Regions from separate parts of the Homo sapiens genome. Here region 1 is linked to region 2. Evidence: chromatin loops called from intact Hi-C (ENCODE). Cell type or tissue: B cell. All regions are shown on one strand. Each heading gives the region's core, and the rest is flanking DNA. Links, peaks and the distances in the headings are about the cores only.

Region 1 (2,886 bases), core at 2-2,501, 150 kb after region 2:
CCTCTATCTCCTGGGCTCAAGTGATCCTCCCACCTCAGCCTCCCAAGTAGCTAGGATTACAGGCATGCACCACCATGCCTGGACAATTTTTTTTTTTTTTTTTTGAGACAGGGTCTTGCTCTGTCACACAGGCTGGAGTGCAGTGACGTTATCTCAGCTTACTGTGACCTCCATCTCCAAGGATCTAGTGATCCTCTTACCTCAGCCTCCCCAGTAGCTGAGACTACAAGTGTGTGCCACCACACCCAGCTAATTTGTGTACATATTTAGTAGAGATGGGGTTTCACCATGTTGCCCAGGCTGGTCTTGAACTCATTGGCTCAGGTGATCCACCCGCCTCGGCCTCCCAAAGTGCTGGGATTACAGGCGTGGGCCACTGAGCCCAGCCTAATTTTTAAATTTTATTTAATCAATTACTTTATTTATTTTTGAGATAGAGTCTTTTTTTTCCCCCCCGAGATGGAGTCTTGCTCTGTCTCCCAGGCTGGAGTGCAGTGGTTCAATGTGGGCTCACTCCAACCTCCGCCTCCTGGGTTCAAATTATTTTCCTGCCTCAGCCTCCCAAGTAGCCCGGATTACAGGCGCCCGCCACCATGCCTGGCTATTTTTTGTATTTTTAGTAGAGACGGGGTTTCACCATGTTGGCCAGGCTGGTCTTGAACTCCTGACCTCAGGTGATCCTCCCACCTTGGCCTCCCAAAGTGCTGGGATTACAGATGTGAACCACCACGCCCAGCCATTTTTATTTTATTTATTTATTTATTTGAGACAGAGTCTTACTCTGCCACCCAGGCTGGAGTGCAGTGGCACGATCTCAGCTCACTGCAACCTCTGCCGCCTGGGTTCAAGCGATTCTCCTGCCTCAGCCTCCCGAGTTGCTGAGATTACAGGCGTCTGCCACCACGCCTGGCTAATTTTTGTAGTTTTAATAGAGACGGGGTTTCACCATTTTGGCCAGGCTGGTCTTGAACTCTTGACCTCGTGATACACGCCCCCCCCGCCCCCGCCCCCGCCCTCGGCCTCCCAAAGTGCTGGGATTACAGGCTTGAGCCACCGCGCCCCGCCATTTTTAGATTTTTTTGTAGAGACAAAGTCCTGCTATTTTGCCCAGGCCCAAATACATAATGTATAACCTGTCTCCCCACCACAGCAAGTATTAGTTTCTCTCTTTGCCCATCGCTGCGTGCCCAGCCGTGACATACACTAGGCACTTAATAAATGCGCATAGCATGAAGAGCTTTAGACAATGGAGCAGAGACAAGAAGCCCTTCCTAGAGCATTCTCGGGGCTGTACCTCCCCCTGGTGGTCAGTTCCAAAACTGCAGCCTGTTACACCCGCCACCTCCCTACAAACACCCAAATCTCTTAATACTCACCTGGGCCAGGGGGCTCCAAGGTCTGGTCAGTGGAGGTCAAGGGCTCCGTTCCGGGGCTGTGGGAAGTGGGGCTCCAGTGCGGGGTCAGGGATTCGGAACTGGGGAGGGTGGAATGGGAAGAGGGGGTGAGCTCTGCACTGGGGGAGCCAGAACTAGGGTGCGTGATTGTCTCTGGTTGTGGGGAGGAGGGTATCATCCTTGAATCTGTGGAGCTGGGGCTCGGCTGGATGGTAGGGGTTGCCCCTGAACTTGAGGGGCTGAGGTGGGTTATGGAGTCTGTCTCCAAACTCATGGTGCTGGAGTAGGATTTGGGGGGTTCCCCTGAACTGTGGGTGCTGTGGGCGAAGGGAGAAGAAATCAGAGAGCTGACAGGTGATGTCTCCATACTGTTCTCTGAGGTCACAATATCTGGAAAGAAAAACTGGGCGCGGTGGCTCACGCCTGTAATTCCAGCACTTTGAGAGGTCAAGGTGAGAGCATCACTTGAACCCAGGAATTAGAGACCAGCCTGGGCAACATAGCGAGACCCTCTCTCTCTCTCTTTCTCTCTCTCTTTTTTTTTTTCTTTTTTTGAGATGGCGTCTCGCTCTGTCACCCAGGCTGGAGAGCAGTGGTGCCATCTCAGCTCACTGCAACCTCCACCTCCTGGGTACAAGCAATTCTCCTGCCTCAGCCTCCCAAGTAGCTGGGATTACAGGCGTGCATTACCACGCCTGGCTAATTTTTGCATTTTTAGTTTCACTGTGCTGGCCAGATTTGTCTCGAACTTCTGACCTCAGATGATCCACCTGCCTTGGCCTCCCAAAGTGCTGGGATTACAGGCATAAGCCATCATGCCCAGCCTTTTCATTTTTATTTTTAATTAATTTATTTTTTTGTCCAGGTCATAGGGAGACCTGAAAGATTTAGGACACCATGTGAGCTCTCAGTGGGAAACTGAAGCTCCCACTCAAATTCATGCTCCTGGTCTGAAGTCCCACAGCCTGGGTTCAAGTGCAGATCAGCGTTCCCAGTCCTCTTGGCTGAGAGCTCTAGAAGCCCTTTGGATATGGGAAGTGACTGCATCCCAGGCAGTGCTGGGCAGCTCCTTTAAATTTTCTGGGACTCAGTTTTCTTTTCTGTAAAATGGAGTTCATGTGGAGTTGGTGCCTCTGACAGTTCATCAGTCAGGTTCATAGTGGGTGTACACAAGCTGGGTGCTCCCAGCTACTGGGGAGGCTGAGGCGGGAGGATTGCCTGACCCCAGGAATTCAAGGCTGTAGTGCGCCATGATTGCGCCACTGCACTCCTGCCTGGGAGACATAATGAGACCTTGTCTCTACAAAAAAATAAAACAAAAATTAGCCAGGCATGGTGGTGCATGCCTAGTCCCAGCTACTCAGGAGGCTGAGGTGGGAGGATCGCTTGAGTCCAGGAGTTCAAGGCTGCAGTAAGCCATGATCATGCCACTGAACTCCAGCCTAGGCAACAGAGTGAGACTCCGTCTCAAAAAAAAAAAAAACACACACAC
Region 2 (2,844 bases), core at 1-2,500:
GCTGAGGCATGAGAATAGCTTGAACCCAGGAGGCAGGGGTTGCCGAGATCATGCCACTGCATTCTAGTCTGGGCAACAGAGAGACTCGTCTCATAAATTAAAAAAAAAAAAAAAAAGTTTTGGTGTTTTGGCCATATGCGGTGGCTGACACCTGTAATCCCAACACTTTGGGAGGCCTAGGCAGAAGGATCTTTTGAGGCCAGGAGTTCAAGACCAGCCTGGGCAACATAGTGAGATCCCCGTCTCTAAAAATAAAATAAAAAATAAAAGTTTTGATGTTTTGTTCATCATAAATGTTTTCATTAATTTTATGTTTTTAAAATATTATTTCTCTTGATGGCTGAGTTTTGTGGGGCCACCTTAAATTTTGCACAGGGGTGAGATCCTCACTCGCCTCACCCTAGAACCCGTTCTGCTGTGTGTACTGGGCACATTTTTTGTTGTTGTTTTGTTTTTGTTTTTGAGACAGAGTCTCGCTCTGTCGCCCAGTCTGGAGTGCAGCGGCGCTATCCCGGCTCACTGTAACCTCCGCCTCTTGGATTCAAGCGATTCTCCTGCCTCAGTCTTCTGAGTAGCTGGGATTACAGGCGCGCGTCACCACCCCCAAGTAATTTTTTTTTTGTTTTGTTTTGGTTTTTTTTGTTTAGTAGAGACAGGGTTTCACCATGTTGGCCAGGGTGATCTCGAACTCCTGACCTCAAGTGATCTGCCCACCTCGGCCTCCCAAAGTGCTGGGATACAGGCGTGAGCCACTGCGCCCGGCCAATGCGCTGGGCATATTGATTAACCTATCTTAGCCTCAGTTTCTTCATCTGCAAAATGGGGCTGAACGATGCTGCCTTACTTCTGAGAGGATTCATGCAAAATATTTACTTCTGCGCTCTGCTGGAGGGGCGGGGCCAGCTCGCCCAGTGGGGGCGGGGCCCTGTGGTCGGGCTCCCCGGGAGGGGCGGGGCCAGGCCGTGTCAGCTGACCGGCCTGGCCAATGGCACCTGGCGGCGGGGCCTGGCAGGCCGGGGCGGGGCCGGGGGCGGGCCTGGCGGCGCGGACTCCCGGGCCATGGACGAGTCGAGCCTCCTGCGGCGCCGCGGGCTCCAGGTGAGGCCCCTGCGCGGGCGGGCGGAAGGCAGAGGGCGCGGCCAAGTGGACGCGGCCTGAAAGGTGCCGGGAGGGGCGGGGCCTTCACGGGCTGTAGGGAAACTGAGGCAGAGGGTGGGGAACGCTCAGATCGCTTCTTTTTGACCACCCGCTTCTCAAAGTGCTTTTTCTCATGGTGGGAAGGGGGAAGGTGCCCCCTTGGACATCTAGGGAAACTGAGGCTCCAAGCGATGGCGTGGGAGGAAGAGGCTGAGGGCTCTGCCCCTCCCCACCAGCTGTTCTAATAATAATGCTAGCAACAGCAGCCAGAGAGCTCACCATATGTTCATGGTTGTTTTAGTCCTATTACTAGCGATGTATTAATATGAGTTCATATGTATTAATACCTCCTTGGGTCGTCGCTGCACCACTGTACACCCTCAGCTCAGCCCTACGACGACCTGGGGAGGTTGGGGCTGTCAGGCGCCCATTTGTCAGAATAAGGAAACTGAGGCTCTAGTCCCGGAAAGCCACTCTCCAGAGGTCGCCTAGCTGGGATTCGATCTGCGCCCTCAACCAGCTCTCTTACGGCACAAGGCGCTGCCAACCAGCAGTGTGACCTGGGGGGAGGGCACCCTTGCTTCTCTGGGCCTCAGTTTTCCAATGAGCCATAGGGTCCTCCTTTTACTGAGTTTATGTTTAGGAGGCTGTGTCATCAGGAGGTAGGGACACAGGCGTCGGGGACAGCAGAAGCCTAAGTTTGAAGCCACACAGGGACTACATGACCCCGGGCAGCCACCCTTTGACTTCTCTGGGCCTCAGTGTCCCCATTATAAGAAAAGAAAAACAGGAATTAAGATTTGGCCATTTTCCTCTGGGACTTAGACCACACCCTTAAGAAGCCACCAAGTTTTCAGGTAGGGAACCTGGGATTCAGCACTTACCCAACGAACATTTATGGAGCGCCTGCTGTGTGCCTGGCTCTGGAGAGGCAGCGGAGTGTTCTGCAACCTCTGGAGCTGCCCTCCTAGAAACCCCAACCTGTTGGGGGAGGTAGACGCCAGAGCAGCGGTGACCCCACGGAGTGATCAGTTGTGATAAGGGACTCACAGCAAGTGAAGGAGGCGCCTGACCCAGTCATTGCTGGGAGCCCTGGGGTAGAGGAGGCAGCCAAGGGTGGCGAGGCATTGCAGCGGGGGGCGGTATTTAGGGAAATGAAAGAGGTTGACAGAAGCTGGAACCTAGGGAGGACTGAGCAGGTGGGGTGGGGGTCGGGGACTGAGGTTAGCTCCGGGCGGGTTGAGGGGGTGAGAGGAATGGGGCCGGCGGGTCTCCAACCTGGAGCCGCACCGGTAGCTGCGGGACTGCGAACTCAGCAGGTGATGGGAAGCCAGGTCGGGAGTGGTCAGGGAAGGCACGGGCTGAGCTGCAGATCAGAGACACCCGGTCTCTGGCCGCGCGGGGGTGGGGCAGAACTGGAGGCGCTGAGGCCAGAGGCAAGAGTGGGGGACTTGGGCGGAAAGGAGGGGGCGGGGCGGGATTGGCGAGCAGCGTGGTGTTGGTGGGGGGGCAGTCCCGCCTCCAGCCCCAGTTAGATGCCAACCCGCCCGCAGCCTCTTAAAATAGAGAAACCGCCTCCGGGTAGGCGAATGGGGGTGCTGCTGACGTCAAGAAGTGGGGCCTGTTCCATGGTGGGGGGGTCAAACATTTCCTGATGGTAAGTTCTATGTTACAAAAGGGGAAACTGAGGTTCAGAGAAGCATAGCC

What was found. Hi-C counts contacts between places; a loop is a spot of excess contacts. Peaks named below come from ENCODE experiments on the same cell type or tissue, not always from the same donor. Only the 100,000 strongest peaks of a DNase experiment are listed, where the experiment ranks them.
Region 1: a loop joins it to region 2, with 5 times the contacts of the local background. A loop is called at or near these places in 2 of 110 quality-filtered maps.

Annotation. Positions count from the first base shown.
Region 1 is chr19:18,250,688-18,253,573 of GRCh38, forward strand. It overlaps CIST1 (colon, intestine and stomach enriched 1), which reads right to left. Exons shown (of 4, transcript NM_001396036.2): 2 at 1,377-1,784. It also overlaps a transcript of PDE4C not described here. Among named protein-coding and RNA genes, the nearest start is that of CIST1, 3.2 kb to the right of the region's middle. In B cell, for the core only: CTCF peaks have their summits at 1,308 (motif pointing left) and 1,515; a DNase peak (open chromatin) is centred at 1,304; H3K27me3 peaks cover 1,012 bases.
Region 2 is chr19:18,096,734-18,099,577 of GRCh38, forward strand. MAST3 (microtubule associated serine/threonine kinase 3) reads left to right here and starts at 1,045. Exons shown (of 28, transcript NM_001393504.1): 1 at 1,045-1,098. The coding sequence starts at 1,060. It also overlaps a transcript of IL12RB1 not described here. RefSeq lists a silencer at 780-1,289. In B cell, for the core only: no CTCF peak of the experiment used is centred there; DNase peaks (open chromatin) are centred at 948 and 2,318; H3K4me3 peaks cover 2,007 bases; H3K27ac peaks cover 1,820 bases.